3 separate regions of the Homo sapiens genome follow, and regions 1 and 2 are each linked to region 3. The links are chromatin loops, found by intact Hi-C in ENCODE. Cell type or tissue: PC-3. All regions are shown on one strand.

What was found. Hi-C counts contacts between places; a loop is a spot of excess contacts. Peaks named below come from ENCODE experiments on the same cell type or tissue, not always from the same donor. Only the 100,000 strongest peaks of a DNase experiment are listed, where the experiment ranks them.
Region 1: a loop joins it to region 3, with 4 times the contacts of the local background. A loop is called at or near these places in 2 of 110 quality-filtered maps.
Region 2: it touches region 3 in a loop (13-fold over the local background); 9 of 110 quality-filtered maps call a loop at or near these places.

What each region holds. Positions count from the first base shown.
Region 1 is chr2:67,557,986-67,565,985 of GRCh38, forward strand. It overlaps LINC02831 (long intergenic non-protein coding RNA 2831), which reads left to right and starts at 6,315. Exons shown (of 7, transcript NR_183413.1): 1 at 6,315-6,480; 2 at 6,818-6,901; 3 at 7,592-7,725. It overlaps LOC105374786 (a long non-coding RNA gene), which reads right to left. Exons shown (of 4, transcript XR_001739524.2): 2 at 6,443-7,659; 3 at 5,797-5,930; 4 at 1-5,044. RefSeq lists an enhancer at 7,667-8,000. In PC-3, no CTCF peak of the experiment used is centred here; DNase peaks (open chromatin) are centred at 3,766 and 7,986; H3K27ac peaks cover 3,666 bases.
Region 2 is chr2:67,232,662-67,240,661 of GRCh38, forward strand. The region is part of intron 1 of LINC01828 (long intergenic non-protein coding RNA 1828); the gene reads left to right. The region is part of intron 2 of LOC101927661 (a long non-coding RNA gene); the gene reads left to right. Among named protein-coding and RNA genes, the nearest start is that of LINC01829, 21 kb to the left of the region's middle. RefSeq lists an enhancer at 2,780-4,221. In PC-3, CTCF peaks have their summits at 2,005 (motif pointing left) and 4,813 (motif pointing right); no DNase peak of the experiment used is centred here.
Region 3 is chr2:67,473,559-67,481,558 of GRCh38, forward strand. No RefSeq gene overlaps it. Among named protein-coding and RNA genes, the nearest start is that of ETAA1, 80 kb to the left of the region's middle. In PC-3, a CTCF peak has its summit at 3,474 (motif pointing left); a DNase peak (open chromatin) is centred at 3,423; H3K27ac peaks cover 901 bases.

The DNA of each region.
Region 1 (8,000 bases), 84 kb after region 3:
ATCCCAGACAGCTTTCTAAAGAAAAACAAACAAACAACAAAAAGCACCCTCCCAAAACACTAAGCAATATGGATCACTTTCTCCAACTCCATGTCAAAATTCGATCATTTTGTTTAAGTTTAGGAGTCTAGTGGAATCCATTGTCTTTGGAATGTGTTACAAGAGTCAACTGAGACCTTCAAAGAAAACTTTCACTTTTGGATTACAAGAGACACATTTCAACAGAGATGTTTCTCTCAAAAATAACAAAAAAATTATGCTAGTAAAATATTTTTTTAAATGCAAAGTGCTTTCTGTAGTAACCGAAAGTCCCCCAATCCTGGATACTACTTTTATTTCACTGATAATTTTGACATAGAAAAGCATGTACGGAATAAAATCATCCACCTAAGCCTTCTTTGGACATCTTTTACATCAAAGCCAAGAGGACACAAGGTGCCTTGGGCATTGTGACTCTCACGATGAGGCTTACAGCCTATTGAAAGACTTTACGTTTTAATTTATGTGTGTGAATACATTGCTACAATTCTCTCCCAAAATGTCTTAGTTTTAGCCAATCATGAATGTGCAAGAAACCCAGAAGATGGTATAAAACATTTATTTACCTTTCCCATTGAACCCCCTATTAGATCCTGTAAAGCCTACTCAGTGTGGTGGACTCTTTTCTCTTAGTTGAGAAGGGATGAAAGATGTAAATGAAGGGAGAAGAAAAATTTTATACAAAGTCAAATACAGTAAGTACTATGCATACTGCTCAGACAATCATAAGTACATAGGAACTTAGAGGACAGAGATATTACTGGAAATCTCATTAAGCTTTCTTGAGATGCTCTGGATTTCAGATTTGAAAGAAGGATAAGAGAGAACAATAGAGAGGGAACGTTCCAGGAAGGAGGGTGCTTCTGAACAAATGCTGAGCGATAAGACTTTCATTCTAGGATATGCCATTATGAAGAAGGTAGTAAGTGCATTAACATGATTGAGACAGCAAAGACCCAAGTAGGGCAAACACCTGGGACAAAGATAGAAAAGCATTCTTAGGCTTATCAGGGAGGGATGGGGGTGTCACACCAAGAGTAACTGTTAGAGGCAACGGGAAGCCACTGAAGAATTTGAAAGGAGTGACATGAAAAAAGTAATGATTTAAACAGACAAAATGGCAGCATTTCATAGCATATGTCCAAGAGTAAACCATCGGCTAGGAAACCACTACAACAGTCCAGACATGAAGCAACAAAGACCCAAACTAAAGTCAGGCCACTGGTAATGTAAAGGAAGGGATGACTGTTAGGTTCAGAAATAAGGAGAAATCCTTGTCCTGGCTATGACTGTGGTTGAGGAAGGAATAGCCAAGTAGTGATGTCAAGCTTCTCAGTCTCAGTGTCTGGCCAGAAACAGTAACTGAGGCCTACACGGGTTAAAGAACTTGACCAGGCTCATGTTTCATCAATGACAAGGTTGCATTTAGATATATGGGATCTCAGTTTAGTCTTCCTTCCAGTACTTCATGCCACCTCATGCATATTCGTACAAAGCTTTTGAGTCTTGACATTTCATCACACCACAATAACTCTAAAATCATGCAGCACATGTAGCAAATAACTCTAAAATCATGTGGCACAAAAAAAGCAATTTTTTCTATCTCCCAAGTTTTCATTGAAATGAGCACATTTTATTTATTTATTTATTTATTTATTTTATTTTTATTTTTTTTGAGACAGAGTCTCACTCTTTTGCCCAGGCTGGAGTGCAGTGGCACAATCTTGGCTCACTGCAAGCTCCGCCTCCTGGGTTCACACCATTCTCCTGCCTCAGCCTCCCGAGTAGCTGTGACTACAGGCGCCCGCCACCACGCCTGGCTAATTTTTTGTATTTTTAGTAGAGATGGGGTTTCACCATGTTAGCCAGGATGGTCTCGATCTGACCTCGTGATCTGCCTGCCTCAGCCTCCCAAAGTGCTGGAATTACCGGTGTGAGCCACCGTGCCTGGCCAAGCACATTTTATAAGAAATTTTTCCAAATTCTAGTATGATTATTTATAATGTCATAATTATAGATTTTTTTTCTAAGTAGAAATTCTGTATGGTAACCCATTCCCTAGAGAGAGTAACCTCTCCCAACTCCTCATCCTTCATTGATTCAAAGGTTCTTGAGAGCAGGGTTCCTCAACCTTCACACTATTGACATTTTGGCCTGGATGACTGTTTGTTCTATGTAGGGGGCAGGTATTTCAGAATGTTTACCAGCATCTCTGGCTCCACTCACTAGATGCCGGTAGCAATCATCCACTCCTAGTTGTTACAACCCCAATGTCTCCAGACATTGTCAAATGTCCCTTGGGGGACAAAATCACTTCCATTTGAGAATCTCTGCCTTAAAGGTATTTTACAAAACTTACATCAATGAAACTATCATTTCAATTCAACAACTCTCCTAAGTTCTGTCTTTGGATGGTGGTTCTCTTATATGTGTGGGTGGGGGCGTTGGAGGAGAGTTGGGAAGATAAGACTCAATCACCAGTTGCCAAGTTTCACTTTAAACTTCCCCTTCGTGGGGTATCACTGCATCTGGAGCCAAATCGAAGGGGACTTGCTTAACTGGAGCCCAAAAGTCTTCTGTGGTCTTTAAGAAACACATGGCAACAAAGTGCTTTCCATGAACTCACTTTTCACTTAGAATCAACTAAATTCTTTTTTAGCTATTTAGAAGAGATCTTGTACCTCAGAACAAAAAAAATTACAACCATCTTCAGCAAATGTTAATATCTGAGTTATAAGCCCTCCAAAGGAGGGGACAAAGCTGGGTTCCCTCTCCAGAATGACCCTGGACTATGAGCCAAGACCAAGGCTATGGCCCTTTAATCTGAGAAGGACATGCCTCTTACCGTACTCTGATCATCTGCCTCAAATGGGCAGGCCTGCAAGGCAACAAAGTAACTGATGAGACCATCAACTATACTTTCTACAGCTTTATCTTTCAGATTCATCAGGAATTGAGTAAGAAAAAGGGACCTGTTATGTTTAATCATAAACTGACAAGACATTTGTATTTATGTGGCAAGAAGTTACATCTGCCAACCAGGCTCCTGTCTTAAGTAAAAGCTTCATGTCAGCTCTTCTGTTTACTCAATCGTCAGCTGCTTTCTGGTCTCACTTGCTTTACTATATATTTATATTGAAAGAATACATTCTCAGCAGCTTTTAGGCTCTTAAATGCATTTCAAGAGAAGACCAAGTCCAATCACTGTTACTTAATTAACACAATTGTGAAGACTTCAATCTAGCTACACAATAGCTTTCCTGACCTTGCAGAAGGAGGCAGGACTTCATTATTGAGTATATTGTTTCCTATAAACATATAAAACCCCTACAATAACAATCCCATCAGCCGAAATGAAGTTATCTGAGAACAGAATTAAACTCTAAATGACCTTTTGCTCTACTCCGTAGCCCCCTATTAATAATTTCTAATCTAATCAGTGTGGATAAATGCACTAAGGCTGGTCATGCCAGGCACTGGGCCAGCCCGGCCAATTGCCGTCCATCTGATTCATTCCAGTCCAGAGCTTGTCTGGAAAAGACGCATCCCTCGCTGAGAGGCCACTGCCTGATTTCTTCTTTTGTTATCTTTTAGCAGCAAAGTCATGTCCTTGTAACTGATAGACACGTTTCTTTGTAAATAACCCTGGAGTGACTGATAGAGCTTTTGCCAGACAAAGGCGCAAATAGCAAGGCATTACTCATGCCAAGCCGGAGAACACTGTGTCACGGCTGACAAATTTATGGGAGATATGAGCTCACCTCTTGCACAAATATATACTTTCCTGGCAAATTCATCACATGCTTTAATGGCCCCATACTGCATTTGTCAGCTGTCTGTCCCTGTGCCTTGTTGCCTTTGGTTTCCTGTCAAGGATTGTTTGTTGAAATCATCTTACAGCCCCATTCTTCAGCAGTGAGACCCAAGAAAGATCAATGATGACACCTGTATTGATAATATTTTACATTCAACTATTTGGCTGATAAATCATTTTAACAATGCTGATATGTTTATTGAGTGTCTGCCGGCATCACAATGATATGGAAAGCGATGCCAACTTAAATCTTTGCTTTGTTGGTCTGGTTTTTATTTCTTTCTTTTCATTTTCCCATAATTAAATGTGCCATAGTACAGGTTTTACTTCCCCATGTCAATCGCGAGCAAGTGAAAACAGGAGAAGGGGTGACCTTGCGCTTCCACTCATTGGTTTGTTTTGTAAAAAGGTAAGAATGGAAGCCTGGTAGTTATTGTTGGCCAAAAAGGTAGTTATTAGAAGGGAGAACAAGGGTTTTTAGGGTTCTGGTAATGTTCTGTTTTGTGACCTGGGTATTGGGTTCAAAGATATGGTCATTTGTGAAAATTCTTTAAGCTCTATGTTATAATATGTGCATTTTTTTCTGCACATACATTATAGTTTAATAAAAAGTTAAACAAAGATCAGCAAATGAATTACACATACACATGCACACACACATTATAAATACACAGTCTCAGAGTCAGTGTTTTCTACCTTGAGACTTTATATTACCTACAATCCCTTAAGCTTCTCCCTGGAAATATCACCTGTCCAACATGGAAATTACATCCAATAAGCATTTATAAGTGATCCTCTTAGCATCATCTCCACAGAATTTCAAAGAAAATCTTAGGGTTCTCAAATTCCTTAGCCTTTACCTCCTCTTTAGGACACTTTTAACATGGACTCCTGGGTCTCTATGAAAAAATGGAAAGAGACTGAGGCATCAATAAAAAGAAATAAAATTCTCCCTTGGTTTCTTACTCAAATTAACTTTGACTCAAGTCACACGCTCAGTCTATGTCTATGGAAACATTCAGATACATGTAAACATTCAGATGAAAAGTGAAAAATCCAACCAGCTGAATTGACTTACCTGTTGTTGGGAACACCTGTATGTATTGGCCTTATAGGAAGCCCTCAACAGACATTCACTTTCTTGTCTTTGGGCAGAACTGTATCATATGGCACCTCCAGTTGCAAGGACATCTGGAAGACAGAATATTTAGCTTTTTCAGACTCTGTATTAGAGACAGGTAATGAGATCCCCTTTGGGAATGAGCGATGAACTGGCCAAATTACAGTTCTAACTAGATAAGCGAAAGCCACAGCAGGCCAGGTGAAATGGAGGTACGGGAAAGTCCAGGGAAGAGTTGTTTAAATCAGTGGTTTCAACCTGGGATGTTCATTGTAATCACCTGGGTATCACCCTCAGCAATCCTAATTTAATTGGCCTTGGGTGTGGTCCAGCATCAGGATCTTTAAAAGCTCCTGTAAGTGATTCTAAGGCACAGCCAAGGTTGAGAGCTACTGGCTTAAAGAGATAAATATCAAGACTTGTATCCTCAAAGAAAATAGCAAAGGTATTAGGTATCTCACCAGCTATTATGTTTTGTGGATTTAAAGTCAAAGATTAAACAAAGGTTTTTAAGAGCTTATATCTGGAAAAGGAGTAAAAGTCTAGAAAAAAATTATTCCCTGATTTTGCAAACACTTGAGTGACAAACAGGCATTAGAACATGAGCAAGTTATTTTTAAAATAATATGTTGATTAATTAAGGTTCACTCAATCTAATAGTTGGAAATATTCATAGAAAAAGTGGGCAGTCTTATCTGTGTAATTAACTGGAAATACATCTCAGCTCCACCCCTTCCAACAGTGGGGGTCTAGTGTAAAATATTGACCTCTCGTAGAGTCTCAGTTTTCCCACTTATAAAATGCGAGAAATGATTGAACCTACCTCAAAAGCCTTTCTGTAAGGAATGATTGAGATAACCTGGATGAAAGGGTTAAATGTCTGGCATGTAGTAACAGCTCAATATCATCGTTCTTGGTCTCCCATTCAGCAAGCTCATTTACAAGCATTCATGTCACCTACAAAGAATTAGCAAGAATTGGGTCTGAAAAACACCAAGGTGACAATTTAATTACTGTTATATGAGGCTTGATGAACTATTATTCAACTATCCAGGGCAAAGTATTGTAAAAGAGATATAAAATGCTGCTGGAGGGACTTATGTTAGATATGATTTAAAAAAATAGTTAACTATGAAGGCAATAAAACATGATAAAACGTTAGTTGAAAAAGCAATGGTTTCTCCTCAGAAAGTCTGCTTTAATAGGAGATATTTTCATATTTCTAGAATAGTCTAAGCCATAGTGTGGTAAATAAATTAACTTTCAACATCCTTTTTGGTCTTTATGACTCAATAATTGTGACTCAACGATATAAACTTAGGAAGATGAAATTCAGATTTCAGTTGAGAAGCAATGCTGTTTCACCTCCCTGAGAGAATTGCCTTGTTTGTGAAATACTACAGAAAAACCTGTATTTTCTCCAGAAAATGAAAGGTCTTGGCCTGAGTAAATCAAGGCAGAAAACTCACCCCCGTGAAAGCTGCAGCTCTGAGAGTGTGTGGGCAGGGTGAGTGTCACAGGTTCAGGTTGTCTGGACTGCCCTTGGGACCCCAGCTCCTCCTTTCCATCATGTTGCGGTCCAGAGTTCAGTTCATACCATCCCAGATGATTTGGGGGTTTGCTTCCTCACTTCAGGCACTCTTTAAATAAGAGGCCTTGTCAGTGGCTCTTCCATCTGGCAGAAAGTGGGTGCTCAATAAATATTTGTTGAATGAGCCTGATCATTCTGATGAAAAGAGACCCCTTTGTTCTTTTGGGCCATTGGGTTTACCATTTACTAAACGGCCTGTGGCTTCCTGGTCTGACAAATTTATAGCACCTGTTTATGTCTTTCTCACCCACAGGCTTCAACAGAATACCTGTGGCTGCACTTACAAAAGGCAGCCAGAAGGACCCGTCCATTCTGGAAAGTACCTTTAGTCTGAAAGGTACAAATCAGAACTTTCACCACATTCCATCTGGCACTCACTGGTGGTGCCAACACCTCAAAAACCCTGCCGGGGCCATTTGTCACCATGTGGACACAGACAGACCACCAGTGAAAGTGGAATTTTTGAATGAGCTTGAATGACCTGCCTATATGTGTAGACAGCCATGGTCACTTTTTCTCCGTAGGATTAGATGTGCTGATTCTAATGTGGTTCACATTAGGCTATTTTCTTTTAAAAGTGAAATTTCTTTTGGAAGCCTGGACATTTCTAAGACGACTTCACATCTATTCACTCATCTTGCCTTCCAAAACAGCTGCTCACAATCTGAATATTAGACTACAAATAGCAAAAACAAACCTCTGTTGTTATTATTACTATATTATTAGGGTTTTTTTAGAATCCCAAGGAATTCTTTATATAATGTAGAGTAAGCTATTAGAAGGAAATCATTATTTTCAATGTGGTTCATCCCATGGAGGTATGGATGGAGAATCCCTGCTCTTTCCTGGAAATGGATGCTGGTTCTTTAGAACAGTGAGTCTTCTTCAAACTGCATAAAATAATCATTATGACATAATCAGCAGCAGTGTGTTACACTCTTGTCATTTTTCCCTAGTGCATTTCCAGGTCTCTATCAGCAGAATTGGAATTACTTCATCATTTTCAGCATTTCTTTTTCCTTTCCAGCATTTATTGCAGAAAAAATATGAGGCTTGCTGGTAGTATTCCCAGGTGACAAATGTGCACCCAACACCCTACAGAAAAGAAGAACCATAAAATAATTAATTATTCCATTGTAACTCCTGCCTGGAAAACATCTGGTATGTAACATCACATTATGCTTCATGTGGAGTGTTGTGAATCATCTTCCTTATGCACAGATCTTGTCTCCTCACTTAGATAACAAGCTCCCTGAGGGAGGGGAGACCACCATTTATTGAGAGCAAACCTTAGCCCATTACGTATTTTATTCTCTGTATTACCAACATCCCAGTGAGGTCTTTACAGATGAAGGAAGTGTGGGAGGTTTGAGTCATTCTTCCAAATGCACACAGCAACTGGGTAACATTTGGCCCCACCCTCAGCTTGGGCTCGT
Region 2 (8,000 bases), 240 kb before region 3:
CTACCAGCAGTACACCTTATAGCAGTTGAGTATCGTAGCAATTTAATCATGCACCTAATGGGAGTAGGAGGTGTGCAAACTGCCCTTCATGAGTAACCTGGAGACACTCACAAGAACCAACTTCACCATCACTATCATTCTCTATCTCTGACTGAAAATGACATTTACTTCTTCATAGAGGCAAACAGGTATTCTACCACTAACAGGTCCTCACATTAAAATTTTGCTTGAGGCTGCAGTGAACTATGATCATGCCACTGCTCTTCAGCAAGGGCTTCAGAGTGAGACCCCATCTCTAAAAAGATAAAAAAGAAAATTTTGCTAAAAACAAGTAGACACCAAAGACCCATCAGTCAGAAGCCAGCCTACTCTGAAAGAAACCACCACAAAGACCATCTGATGTTTTATTAGCAGCACTTTGCTCAGCCCCTGGTTAAAAAGCAGTTCTCTGCAGCAACCCAGTTTTAGTTGTCCCCAGGGATCTGGCTTGAAAAGAAGTTTGACATTATATTTTCTAAGCCAAACGGGCACTTCTAGCTTAGAAGCATCAGACCAGACACCTGCTCAGGAGCATTGTAACTCACTTATTTCTCAATGAACAAGTTATTACCCTTTCCTTTTTGTCTGAATTGCTGTCCCTAGATGCCATTCCCATGGGTGATCTCTACCTGCACATTGCTCTACTCATGGTATTGATAGGTCCATGTGTCATGCAGCCTGAGGAGAAACATGGTTTGATATCCTAAGGGGGCAATTTCTCTCCTTGGGGAAGAGCTGGCTTCCATTGCTGTGCCTTGCCTCTCATTAATGTTCCAGCTAGGTCTCTTTACTGCTCTATTTAACAGCATCCACTCCATTATTGATCATATTTTGTGTAATGGTAGATTTGCTGGTGAAAATGATGATTATGCTGTAAAGAGAGGGCAGTGTTTGGGATCTCGCTTCTATAAAATTTAGCAGTGCTGTGGAGTCTGCCTCAAATAAGTGAATTGGAGATGCATTCTGGATGAGTGGTAATAGGGGTGAAACCAGTTCCTGAGAGTGAGATGATCTAATGCTTCCCTCTACACTGTAAGCCAAGACCACTCCAAAGCTGATGTTTCATGTCTTAGCCCAAAGGATTTAACACTACAGGCCTTTTGTAATCTCTAAGTGGGTACTCTGTACATTTTAACATGGAACAATGTGACCACATTTTTATATTTTCTATATTTTCAGTCTAATTTACTGCTTTATTTGATATATGGTAAAGTTAAGAGTTTTTGTTCATTCTTTCATTATTCTTTACACTGAAAATTGCATAGGGTTGTAATCTTTTAATTCATATCTATTTCTTCTGAAAGCTGACAATTGCTTCAATTATATTCTGTCACCTTTCTGCTATTACCAATACCTTCTTGCCTAGCCTTTTATATTTAACTCAATCAGTCATGATAATAAACAAATTAATTTACTTCTTTTTTAAGTCATTGAAGTGAAGATGGGAGGGTCACTGAATCAGTCAGGTTCCAATCAGGAGACAGAAGCCACATAGCAATGTGAACAAGGAAAGCTTAGTGAAAAAGGATTATTAACTACAAGAGTGGATTGCCATCTTAGGAGTAGGTAATTCTTACCTATTTGGGGTAAGATTACAGAAATAGCACAGAGAGGGAGCAGCCACTACCTCTAGGTTTGAGGCAGAGGACCCAGTGAAGCCCTGCCTCCTTCAAGGTCTCAGTGAGACCCAGTCTCCCTTGGAGAGGACTTGATCATTCATGGCTCACTGAATGGCAGGCCAGTTTCCCATAATAGTGGAACATCTAAAAAGCTGCCCTCTGCGTTGCTGGGGAAAAGCTGCTAATGGGGAGATACTCATGAAATGTGCTGCCTCTGAACCCTGCTGGTGTCCTGTGAATGCTGCCTACCTTATACTACAGAAGTAACCAGAAAACACACAGAAACCAGAAAGAACAGCCCTTTCCTCCTCCAGTGTCCCTCCAGTGCCCTCTACTGCAAAAAGGGAACATTGTGCAAGCTGGCAAGGGAGAAATGTCCCACTATCAAAAGCAGGGCAATGAAGCGTAGATTAGGAAGTGAGAGGCAATAGCCTAATAACTGACATAGTCCACCCCTTTGGTCACTGAGCTTCTATGTGCACCCATCTGCACGCAAATGAACTTCTTTACAACAACCATGCAAGTCTGTTTCCACCTAACAATGTATAGCTATCCTTCATATAAGGGAAGATGTTCTTATCCTTTCCCCAAAATGAAGAGACATAGAATGCCAACAGTCATTATAACCATCATTAGCCATATTAATTACTCCTCAAATTCAGTCATAGTCCCACTAAGTATCCCATTACCCAGAGACTAAGGTATATTGACAACTGGCACAACCATTAAGAAAATGGAGCCCAAAGCTACCTCCTCTAACCTCTATGGCAAACCTCCCCCTACATGGTATCTCCATGACCACAAATCTTCCTCCTCTCAAGCCTTTGTTCCCCTGCCTAGTCTGAAGTAACATGATCCAGTTGATGCCCACCTACCTACTGCTGCTTCTGCCACTTCCCATCTTCATCATTGCTGCATTTTACTAGCTGACACCTCTTAGACAAGGCCTTGATACAGTGCCCTATGCAGTCGCTACCTGCATGCTCATGGTACGGGGTATGAATGACAGTAAAAATTACACAAGTAACAGTTAAACTTAATCATTTCACTCTCCTTCCCCAAATAGGGAAATTGGACAATTTAAGTTTAATTCATGTCTCTCCCACCTCAGCCAGTTAATAAGAATTGAGTATCCCAAAGTCAATGAGGAAAAAAAAATAACTTAAATTTTAAAATATAGTCAATGAGAAGAGGACTAAAGAGAAGCAGACTAGATCATTCGCCCATGGAAAGTGAAGACTTGCCAATACAATGTGCCTTTTTAGTGTTTTCCTTTAATTGTTACAAATCTGTGATTTGTTATATTTGACCCAGTGGAAGTCCTGCAAGTCACACTGACCTATTAATAGAAACCCAGACTCCAAACAACCAAGAAACAGAGCTCAGGCCTGCTTCATTTCTCTACTTGCACCTCAAGAGCAGCAGTGACCTTTGCCTATCATCCGACAACAATGTGGATGGCATCATATTTCTACCAACATCTCTGTTTGGTGTGTGAAGTTATTTCCAAAAAGCTTCATTCATTTAATCCTCCAGCTGTCTAAAAATCTTTATGGGTGACCATTTTTAGCATGCCCTTTACCCTTTGCTCTCTGAACCCATCCAGGTCCTTGCTTAAGGCTCCCAAAGGTCTAAGAGCAGTAGGGGGAGAAAGTGAAAACTGGATACCTAATGATATAGAAGTCAGCTGGTAAAGTCCATAAAATTACTTTGGGGATTAGCTGGTAGAAGAGGTGGTGCTGTGTTTGTACTTCTACTTTCACAACACAAAATAATTAATGAGTAAAAAATACTTTTTGTTTAATAATTGCTGTTCTTCATTAGTGTGAACCAAGGGCACGGTCTATCTAAGACAATAACATCTGCACCCCATATTTCATTATCACCAAACTTCACATTTCACACAAAAGCAATGCTAGCACAGCCTTACAGCTTTAATTAGTTTCTGCCATAGCTGTGAAGGTCAGCCAATTATTGTGTGTGAAATTTCAATATGAAGTGGCTGAATTGAAGACAGCATTGCAACAGTGTGGGATTCTGCAGTGCTGTAAATCTAGTACTTTGGAACCATTTTTTAAAACACAAGATAACATAAAATAATCATCAGGTATGCATGGCTTCAAGGCTTACTGGTTAATTTAACATGTGCTTGGTGGGGGAAGAAAACCACATCATTTCTGATTGTTGCTTAAATTCCCTCATTACATCGTCATTATCTGTGACACAGTTGTTAAGGCTGAATCCATGTTTTTATGATCAACATCTTTTAACTCACTTAGAATTGCACTGGAACATTTGATTTAGAAATAAAGCCTGGTTTTACTGGATTTACATGATGCTTACACACACACATACATATAGATACATATATACATACACATATATTTTATATAGGTACATAATGTTTAATATGTATGTATTCATATGTATACACATGTTTAAACACTGCATGTTTGACCCATCAAAATATAAAGATATTAATTAAGTCAACTTAAGAATATCATTTTACTGAAAAACTTGCTGAATTAGAAAAAAATTTACTAGGGATTCAACTTTATGAGTTTTCTATTTAGGATCATAGAACTTTGAAATTAGAAATGACCTTGAAGCTCATCTGCTCTAGCCCCTCTGTTTTATGCATGAGGAAATATGCCCAAGAATAATACAGGTTTTCCCAAGTCCAAGAGTGTCAGCAACTCAACTCAAATTCTGGACTCCTATTTCTCCTGACTTTCCATGGGCCTGTTTTACCATGGCATAACAATGGAGATAAGATGTGCCACATGATAAATAAAAGCTCCAAATTTTGCTCTCGGATTTTCATGAGATTGGAGGCCAGTTTGCTTTGTTTTGTTTTCTACATAGATATACGTAGTTTAATCCTAATTCAAGCAAACAAATATTTTTTGAGCTATCCTTTGTGCAAGGAACCCTGAAAAGCATCCCATGTATCTAGCATGATTAAAATGTTTTCACCAAGTTTACAAACCGGCAGCATAGATAAAACAAAGAGGAGGAGTAAAAAGAGACCACAGAGTTAATGGAAACACCTGTCAGATTGGAGGAGGATAAAGACAGGGTAGAGCTAAGGAGGCATACCAAAAGATAAGTCAGAAGAAAGAAAATGGAAGAATATTGAGCAGCATCCCTGGCTTCTACCCACTAGATGCCAGTAGTGCCCCCTGCTCGAATCATGACATTAAACATTCTCTCTATACATTGACACATGTCCCCAGACAGGGGTAGAGGGGGAGCAAATTTATTTAAGAACCACTGATCTAGGGTCTAGATTCCAGACTATAAAGTATTGTGGATCTTGGAAGACTTCTCATTTCCAAAATAGACAATTTACTTCAACTTCACTGGGATGCGTGAACCTTTGATCCTTCCATGATTTCCCAAGCTACAGGCTGGGAAGGTAATATCACAGACTGCAGAGAGGCTCAGAAGCTAAAGATTGAACTGAGGTTGCTTGATTTGATGGTTTGGTAACCTATGGAAGGAAGTTAGATTGCAATGGATTAAAGAGTAAGTGAATGTGATTGAGCAGTGAGCAAGTACAGTTGCAGGTGTGCACAATTCTTCCAATGAGTTAAAAAGTAAAAGAGCAGAGGTGATGTAGCATCTCCAGGGAATTATAGGGTTGAGCACTCTCAACCTCAGGAACTGTTGATATCTGGAGCAGATAAGTCTTTGTTGGGGTTGGGGAAAAGAAGACCTGTAATTTTAAATGGAATGTTTTGCAGCACCCCTGGTTTCTACTCTTAAGATGCCAGTAACACTCCTACCCTCAGTTGTGAAAACCAAAAATGCCTCCAGATGATGCCAAATGTCCACTGGAACGTAAAATCTTTCCTAATTGAGAACCACTGGGTTAGGGAAGAGGATTTTTTAGTTTTTTAATTGAAAGTAAAGAAAACTTAAGCAAGTTTTCAGAAACAGAAGAAAAGACAAGGAGAATGAGAGAGACTAAAGATGCAAGGGGAAACAAGGACACACGGGGAGGGGACCAAAGCAAGAAAAAGGTAATAATAGGGAAGACCAAGAGTGCTTTGAACAGGAGAATGGACTTTCCTTCAGAGCAAATAAAGAAATAGAAGGTCTGTAAATGGAAGACAGATGTTAACAGCAGTCAAACCAGGAAGTCTTGATCTTTGAAGCAAAGTTGTAGATGAGCTTTGTTTGATGATAGGATTTGAGAGTAGGAATTCACTATAAAGTTGAGAGGCAAACTTCTGGCCACTGCTTAGCTGGGACTTGAGAGAATACCTTGGTAGCAGAACCAAGAAGTGTATAAAAGATGCCAAAGTTGTTTCTTACTCAATTAACCTTTACCTGCCTGGCAGCAGGAGCAGAAAAATGGACACTTCTGCTGAGACAGAAACAGCAGAAGGACAAGTGGCAAAAGGGAATGGGGGCAGAGTAGGAAATCTGTGAGTGTACATGAGGCACAGACTGAGTTAAGAGGGAGAAAAGGGATGAATCAAGGGATCATGCATCCCAATGAGATTGAAGCAGATTCTCTGTTTTGGAATTAGAGGCCTCTCTAAGATCCGTAATACTCTGTGGTCTACAAACTGGAATCTAGATCAAATGACTTTGTCACATCCCTACTCCTGCCAGGGACATTTGGCAATGTCTGGAAACAATTTTTATTATTATGATTGAGGCCAAGACAGGGTGGCAGTGGGAGTGGGACAGGGGTACTACAGGCATCTAGTGGGCAGAAGCCAGGGATGCTGCTGAACATCCTATAATGAACGGTGTAACCCTCACAATAAAGAATTATCTGGTGCATGGAGTCAATAGTGTCACTATTGAGAAACCTTAAGAAACCTTTTATTCTAGATTAAAACTAGCTATCTTGGAAGTTAGCTAATGAAAACTCTTACGACTTTTTTTAAGAAATTAAGCTGCTGAAATTTCTTTTTTACAACCCTATTATACTTTAGCATCAATTTTTATAGTCTTTTGGAAAGAAGGACCTCCAACTGTTTTTATTTATTAATTATTCCATCCCAAATAAGTTGAGTTTTATAATGGGGCCCATGTTAAGCATAGAAAATATAAAAATAAGGTTGACATAGACAAGCATTAACTTAGAGAGAAGCATAACTATGGAATGAATTGTGTCCCTCCAAAATCCATATGTTGAAGCCCTAATCCCTAGTGTGACCGTATTAGCAGATAGTGCCCCTAAGAAGGTAATTAAAGCTAAATTAGGTCATAAGGGTGGGGCCCTGATGTGATAGGATTAGTATCTTTATAAGAAGAGACACCAGAGATCTAGTGTCTGCAAGCCAGGAAGACAGGCCTCACCAGAAACCTGCCATGCTAGCACCCTGATCTCTGTCCTCTCTCCCCAAGAACTGTGAGAAAATAAATGTCTATTGTTTAAACCACCCAATGTCTAGTATTTTAATATAGTAGCCTAAGCAGACCAAGACAGAATATTCTCCTGTTTTGTTGCTATTGTTAATTTAGTTCATTTATTCTAACACTTGTCCTAAGCAAATGCTAAGAAGCCAGTTTTGTCTTAGGAGTCTTCCCATTCTAACCGAACTTCTTATTCTCCACTCTTCTCCCCATCTTTGGCAGTAAGGAAAAGAGATTGTACTTCAAAATTAGACAGACCTGTGCAAATTCTAGCACCTAACCTAAAAAGCACCAGGTTCGTTTTCCTCATGTATGGAAAGGGGCGAAATCACATTTACTTGCAGGTGTATTATATGACTTAAGTGAAAAATCAGGTGAGAATGCCTAATATTGTTAAATTGAGACATGGCAGTCTCTCAATAGATAACACTTCTGATCCTCTTGGATCAGAATTGTAGTCAAAGGTTGTTTTCCGAAATTATTTGGTTTGCTCTTCCCAACTGTGTCATTAGGTGCTGGCCTAAAGAGGCTAAAGTTTTCTCTCTCCCAAAGAATTTTGATAACTGGAAAATCCTCATTGTCTAACAATTAAAACTTCATGATAAATTTCTGACCCCATAACAAGAGGAAGAAGCAATGATATGTTGAGGTGTGAGTACCTGAGTAGTACCTAAAATGAAGTAAATATATAGTTTCTACTAAAGAAAAAAGAAACAAAATAAAGCCCAATTGCGTTTATTCCCAGAATGTTTCAACATTTAAGCAATTCACTTAGCATTTTTTTTGTGACATAAAGTGAAGCAGGAAAATATCTACAATCTATATTATATCTATTAATCCTTGCAGTTTACAACATGCTTATTTTGTGTCAAGTGCTGTGCTGAGCTGTTGACATCTACCAACTCATTTAGCCCTTCCAGAAGCCCTTCCTTCACTAGCATGTCCAACTGGATTATGAAGTGAGGA
Region 3 (8,000 bases):
GTACAGTTGTGCAGCTTCTACCTTTTATTTCATGTAAACACAACTAAACTGGCTCTCCCCACCAACACCCATCAGATATCCCACAATCAAAGAACTGCCTACAGGCAGCAAAGAAGAATCACTAACTGGAGGATTTTTTGTTATTATGTTTTTAATTCACTTGGGGAATGATCCTGAATTTTTTTTTTCCTCTGCAAGTGATAGGTAGCCATCTTGCTGTATTTCTGTCCAAGCCCTGTTCTTGCTGACCCAGAATGTTAATGAAATAAAGGCAACTCAGAAACAGTGTTCTAGGGTGTGGCTAGGAACAAGGGTTTTAAAAATGTTTTAATCTAGTGTAAAAGGCAGTTCCAGTACTTTCATTATAGTAAGATGAAAAGGGTATCACGTTTTCTACTTTTTTTTTTTTTTTTTTTTTTTTTTCCAGAAGGAGTCTCGCTCTGTCGCCCAGGCTGCAGTGCAGTGGCGCCATCTTGGCTCACTGCAAGCTCCGCCTCCCGAGTTCAAGCAATTCTCCTGCCTCAGCCTCCGGAGTAGCTGGGACTACAGGCGGCCGCCACCATGCCCGGCTAATTTTTTGTATTTTTTAGTAGAGACGGGGTTTCACTGTGTTAGCCAGGATGATCTCGATCTCCTGACCTCATGATCTGCCCGCCTCGGCCTCCCAAAGTGCTGGGATTACAGGCATGAGCCACCGCACCCAGCCCACGTTTTCTCCTTCTGCATCATTTCTCGGCTGAGGTGCTTACAGCTCTCTACAAATTCTCATTGTATACCCAAGTGAGAAAGAAACTCTTCATTTCCCCTTCTCTGGGCAGTACTTCTTAAGCAAGCTACATTGAAGACTTAGCAATTATTTGCATAATTAGAAAATTTGGTACCCATTCAATTTGATCAATATATCCATTTTTCAAAATAACCAAGGAATTGCCAAATCTCCATCCAACTTTTTGTTTGACATGGCTTTGCAGAAGAATATAAAACGAAGGGGGTGTGTGCATGTGTGTGGGCATATGTGTGTGTATACAAGGCCGAACTACCGAAGAGATTTGCCCAAGGTCATAGAATAGTTCCTTGCCATTTCCTTTATTGTCTGTCCTCAAATTCTTTTTTAGTAGAAAGCAAAGGAAGAGAAATGACGCTGGCTTCTAAATTTCATTATAAAAGCTTCCATTTAAAACAAAATGTATTGCATATGATAATTGCAACCAGAGCTGGTGAAGGCAGTGGTTTTCAGCCTGGTAAGAATTGTGGGACTGCTCTTAAACATGCTGACTTCAATGAACCCCTGGTCCTCTAACTAGGCTGTGAATAATAGGACATTAAAAAATAGTTATGTGGCACAAAACACAAACACATTTAATGTTTATTATTTTGGTTAACAAAATGCACATTTATTTGAAAATAAATTCTATTCATTTTTTAAATTCTTTTGTTCTTTCCACTTTTATTCTGTTTTTTATTCTACCCAGGTAACTTCCAGAACGTACATACCTTTCTTAACCAAAAAAAATTATGGTACTAGTTCTGTGTTATCATAGTAGAGTGCTCTCTGTTTTCTCTGAAGTCCAAGTTTGAATTGGTAAACACAAAGCTGTTTGGAAAAACAAAAATACAACTGTTAATTAAAACCTGTCCTCCTCACCCCCAAATAACAAGCTGTTGAATTCAAATGTTGTTTTCTTATGTTGCTGTTGTTTCATACCTGCTTGTGGGTGTAAACACAGCATCTGTCCCTTCTTGATAGGTGTCAAGGAGTTCAGGGGACTTCTGTTATGACAATGAAGATGAATGACACTTACCAAAATTTTCCCATTCCAAGCCTGGTACCAACCACTTTACACCTATTAATTTATGTCATCCTGCCTGAGAAGACAGAAATTATTAGCTCCTTCTTACAAGTGAGAAATTAGCCTTGCGAAGGTCAAGGGCTTGCCCAAGTTCACCTTGGCTGGGTAGTAGAGGAAGCACCAAAAGTCCAGCATCCAGATTACCTCTTCCATGCTGCACTGTCTCGTGGGCAAAGCAGTTACTTTTGATTCACATTGAGGTTGCGAGCATCCTAATAGTCTTCTTCCGTCACTAACATGAATTTAACAGAGGATATTTGGCAAATTCTATTAAAAATGTGTAATTCTCCATTAAAATATTCAAATTATATTTAAAATCCATTTTACCCACACCCATGAAATTCGTAGAAAATATCCGGTTACTGAGGAGCTATTAGTTAGCTCTCTGAACTTTAATTACTCCCAGGACTGTGATTTGCATGGACAAATCAAAAAACACAATGGAGAACAAAGAAGAGGTTCAGCAAAGAAATGAGATAGTTTTCTCACCCTTTCCCCTTATTTGTCCTTTGCTACAGGTCTTGCATTATCAAACAAAGGCATGCATCACGTGCAAAGAATAGAAAACAAGAGAGATGAAATGGGCATCTTTCTGGAAACGTTGTTTGCGAGCCTAGCTTTGAAATTTACACCTCCAGGTTGATCCTTCACTTGCCAGTACACATGTCTGAAACCAATACTCTAAGAAGAATACTGAACAGCATGAATATGTCTTCTGGATTTCCTTCCTTGGCAATGAGATGCTATTCTTGGGATAGATCATCCAGCCTTGAGTTTTTCTGCTAATCCACTCAGGAGCCAGCCTTTGGGCTCTGAAATAGATCTGCTCCTTCTCTATCAACAATATGCACATACTGTGCACCAAAAGTCTTGGAGCACAGTACGGAGCCTGAGACTTCTTCAGGAGCTACGAATAAGGGAGTTCTTCCTGTTAAACTCATTACATTTACAAAGGCCCACCCGTCGTTTTTCCTAAAATAATTTCCTTTTATGAATGTAGAGTTGAAATGTTACACTAACAATTCCCATACTTGTTCCAAGATTTTTCACAGACTTGCCATACCTAAACAACTTTCTCCTTACAGCTTCAAAGATAGGACTAAATATATCATCCCTATTTAACAATCTTAAAATTTGAAAAATTTTTAAAAGAGGGAATCGTCTTCCCCTAATAAGAAGAGGCATACTGACCATAATTCCTCAATTACTTTTACTTTCTAATCCAAATGAACATATAGATGAAAGGTGTTTTTCAAAATGCAGAGTAGGTGCAAAATCTTTCATCAGAGGTGAAGTATTTGATATGTCCTTGGTCATGAAAGAAATCCTCAAAATTAAGATTTATTTTTACATTTCATCTTTTTATAGCCAACTGTCCACATAACCACCAGAAAAAAATACCATGATGGATTTTTTTTTAATTTAATGAAGGTAACTGATCTTTTTAGAGTTTTTCTGATAGGCACAGAACCTATTAAAATATGCATATTTTATATATATACATACCTGTGTGTGTGTGAGCACACGCACGTGTGTGTGCGCCTGTGTGCCTGGGTGTGTATGTGTGTGGATACATCTTCAGCTCAAGTAGCAACAGTGACCTCTAGTGTGTCTTTTAAATTTTCTCCCTCTACAACTTTAACTCATTGTTTCTTTAACCTCTAGGGCATTATTTAAGCAAAATGTTACAGTTCATATTTGGTCTAATTTCTGTATTGACTCTATATGCTGACAACTTATTCTTGAGAAATCTTCTTTGATCTTGGTAATGTATGATAAAATAATTGTGCCTTCATTAATGACTGTAATTATAGTACATAAAGCTGTCATTTAAATGAATAATCACCCCCCCCCCACCCCTCAAAAAAGGTTGGCTTCATTTGCAAAATGAATTTAACTTCAGCTGAATAACTCTTTGAGCTATAAGCCAGGAGCATCCACATGCAGTCATGTATTGTTTGCAAGAGTGCTCGTTTCTCATTGATGAGGTCCCCTCCCCCGTTCTTTTTAACTAAAATTAAGAGAGAATCAAAGAATCCGTCGGGCAAAACATTTTTTTTCAGTTTTGGGGGTTTTGCCTTAGACGTGTGCTGATGTCAGGACAGAGTCCACAAGAATGAAGTGGCCTGGCTCTGGCAGCTTGTGTCAGCACTTTCATTCCAAGTTCCTCTTTTCAGGAGTTTATAACATTGCAATAAAATTTATTATGGGCTGGGACTTGGCATACAGGAGCCTGGGCTAACACCGTAAAGTAGTTTGGAGATTTTTTTCTTTTCTTTTTTTTTTTCCAAGCAAATGTTCAAATCTGTTGGGTCCTGTTTCCCTTTTTAGGGAGTTCAAAATAAAAGCCTGCTCTCATCTGGTCACATGGCCTTGGTTTCTCCTGGTTTTGCTTTCCCTGTGGGCTGTTAGAGGAGAACTGAAAAGGGTCCCCTACCTACGCTATGGTAAACTCTTTTAGGATGAGTTGGAAACAAACAAACAAAAGTAATAAAGAAGTAAATGTTTCCTGTAAATGAAAAAGGCCCTTAAAATTGTAGTTGTTGGAAAAGAGCCTCCAGGGTAGGCGAGGGAAACATGAAAAGGTATTCAAGACTGTTTTCTATAATTGGGTGATCTTCTATGCCCCCCAACAGCTGGGCTTGTTGGCAAACAAGAAGCTGTATGTGGAAAACATGCTCCAATCTGTGTAAACGAAGCAAGCCATGAAAATTAGCATCATCCCCAGGTTAAAAAACAAAATAAAACATGCAGAACACAGACCCCTAGAGAATCAGGTGGGAGGATGTGAGTATGTGGTTATGAGTATGTGCAAGCAGATCTGTTTGATACCGTGGCATATAGAAAATATACACTATACATTTACATTTAATGTATACCTTGTCATGCCTCCCTTGCTTTGTCTTCTTGTTATTGCCCACAAGAATCTATGTCTCAACGACAATTCCGAGATGACCCCCATCCAGAAAAAGAACAAACAATTGAATCAGAAAAATGATTAATCCCATGGAAGGAAATTAATTAGGGGTGTACATAGCTCAATAAGGAATGTCAGAGTTAGAAGGAACTTAGAGTATTGCTTGACCAACCGCTCTTGTATTTTCATTTGCAAGTGAATAAGGTCGCGAATGTCAGCTTTTCCACATCAGAGCTGATATTCAACTAGAACACACAGTATATCTTTACAGGTGGTTAATGGGCAGCATGTGTTCTAATTGGACAGTGCCCAGCCTGGTTGATGTTTTTGGATACTTTCGAATATCACTGCTATCTGTGGTCACACACTGAGTTTGTGGCGATAAGCTATATCCTGGGTTTCTCTGCCAATCATCAGAAATTGTACAGGCTCCAAAATTTTTAACTTGATAGATCTACCGCAAACACTTTCTTAAACGGCCCCCACTTAACTGCTTTGCCAGATCAGACCCACCTGATTAGCAAATGCTCTCTGTTCACTGCATAAAACCCTCCACAGGATGAATGCTAGTGTCTTCTCATTGAGGACCAATGGTATCTACAGTTTGTCCCTAAACCTCCTTAAGTCATTGTACTTTTTTTTTTTTTTCGAGATGGAGTCTCGCACTGTTGCCCAAGCTGAAGTGCAGTGGCGTGATCTCGGCTCCCTGCAACCTCTGCCTCCTGGGTTCAAGTGATTCTTCTGCCTCAGCCTCCCGAGTAGCTGGGACTACAGGTGTGTACCACCACAATGGGCTAATTTTTGTATTTTTAGTAGAGACGGGGTATCACCATATTGGCCAAGCTGGTCTCAAACTCCTGACCTCGTGATCCACCCGCCTTGGCCTCCCAAAGTGCTGGAATTACAGGCATGAGCCACTGCACCTGGCCATCATTGTACTTTTTATTATAATTATGTCATTTAATAAAATATGAAGCTATGAATGTATTTTCATGAATCTATGAAAATTTAGCCAAGCACATTGAAAGACTTAATATAGTTGATTTTTGTTTAAAGTAGGATTGTTAAAAAAAAAAAAAAAAAGTAGGCTGTTGAAATGGGGTGGGCCAGACAACTGTGAACAATTGGAAAAAGCTGCAAAACAATGTGGACATTCTTTTGGCAGTCAAAGTGCTTTGCAAGTATCATATTTTTTTCAGAGAAATTTCCAAACTGGAAATTGTAGAAATATATTATGGATATGGTTTATATAAGAAAGATGCTGTGGAATTCCAGAGGACCCAGACAGGAGGAAGGACCCTCACCCCTGCATCAACAGCTGCAAAATGGACGTGCATTAAAATAAATGTTTAAGTGTAATATCATTTTAAATCATTCCCCACTTGAACAAACTTTGGATTAACTGATTAACAAGTGGTCTCATCATGTCTGAGTAGAGGGCTCTTCCACTAACTCTTTTAGCTCTGTTGTCTTGAGAGGATTCCAGAAAAGAACTTGTGGTTTTAAGCTCTGGGAGCAGGTAGGGGGTTTGGTATGAGTGGAGGAGGGAAGCAATGGAAGGTGGTAAAGATTTTGAAGAGGAAAAGCACGGTAAGGTGGAATAGGTCCCTTACAAATGATCTAGATATAGAAGGCACTGGCAAAGACTAGACATTGGATGAGAGCAAATCCAAATATGAATGATTATTCAGAATGGCTCACTTGGAGAATAAATGGGTTGTGTTGTCCTTAACAGTAATTAGTATAAGCACGCACACAGATTATTTACAGTCTATCGGCTCCTACCTCACCCCAACTACCAGATATTTATGGACAGTAAAATGCAGACACTTTTGTGCAGGTTTCTTACAAGGTTGTTTTATGTCTTCCTCTCATCTGCGTTTGCAGATGCTGGACTGTTGTATGTGTCAGATTTACCAGAATCATATTCTTCCCAGTCATTAATTCAGCGAAGTCTCTCCCATTATGCTCTTTTAATCTATTCTTTAAAATGTTTTCAGTACCTATCATGGAAGCATGTAATGCTAGATGTGTTTTTAGCTGTCCTACTGAGTCACCACTAAATCTTTTAATGGAGCACAGTCCTTTTGTTAAAATTATTTTTTGCTTTAAAATGCTTGAGTTAGGGATAGAGGGATAGTGTTCAGTTTGAATCTTCTGGCTTTTGTCAATTTGTGTCAGCCCTTAATGTAATCTTTCCTTTTCAGTACAAATATCATAGCAGTTCTCCCTTTTAAAACAACTAAAGAAATGGACTTTTATTTTTAAATCCAGGAAACGAGTATCAGGAAGGAGAGCTTCTTTGCTCTAGAATCTCTTTTGAATTCATGGTTTCAGCTTTTCCTTTATTTAAAGGGAATCCTTTTGAGATATTTTTATTTAGATGTTCTTTGTTGTTTTGAGAAAGAGAAAAAATATTCATGGGAAAAAAACAAGAGAAATCCTGATTTTATTTATTATTTTGATCACTGTAAGCACCTCTCATGTCAATTTTTTTTCCTGTGTTTGACTAGCAATGTGAGGGTATCCAAAGAGACATACGCTATTTTATTATAGTGCCAAAATAAAGATGTTCACTGCAGTATTGTTTAAGTTAATGAAAAATTGGAAACAATATGAATGTCTACAAATAGAGAATTGCTTAAATTAAAATGATGAAATAGAAATGCAGTGATTAAAAGGCTGATGTTCAACCTACAAAATGGGAGAAAATTTTCACAACCTACTCATCTGACAAAGGGCTAATATCCAGAATCTACAATGAACTCAAACAAATTTACGAGAAAAAAACAAACAACCCCATCAAAAAGTGGGCGAAGGACATGAACAGACACTTCTCAAAAGAAGACATTTATGCAGACAAAAAACACATGAAAAAATGCTCACCATCACTGGCCATCAGAGAAATGCTAATCAAAACCACAATGAGACACCATCTCACACCAGTTAGAATGGCAATCATTAAAAAGTCAGGAAACAACAGGCGCTGGAGAGGATGTGGAGAAATAGGAACACTTTTACACTGTTGGTGGGACTGTAAACTAGTTCAACCATTGTGGAAGTCAGTGTGGCGATTCCTCAGGGATCTAGAACTAGAAATACCATTTGACCCAGTCATCCCATTATTGGGTATATACCCAAAGGACTTTAAATCATGCTGCTATAAAGACACATGCACACGTATGTTTATTGCGGCACTATTCACAATAGCAAAGACTTGGAACCAACCCAAA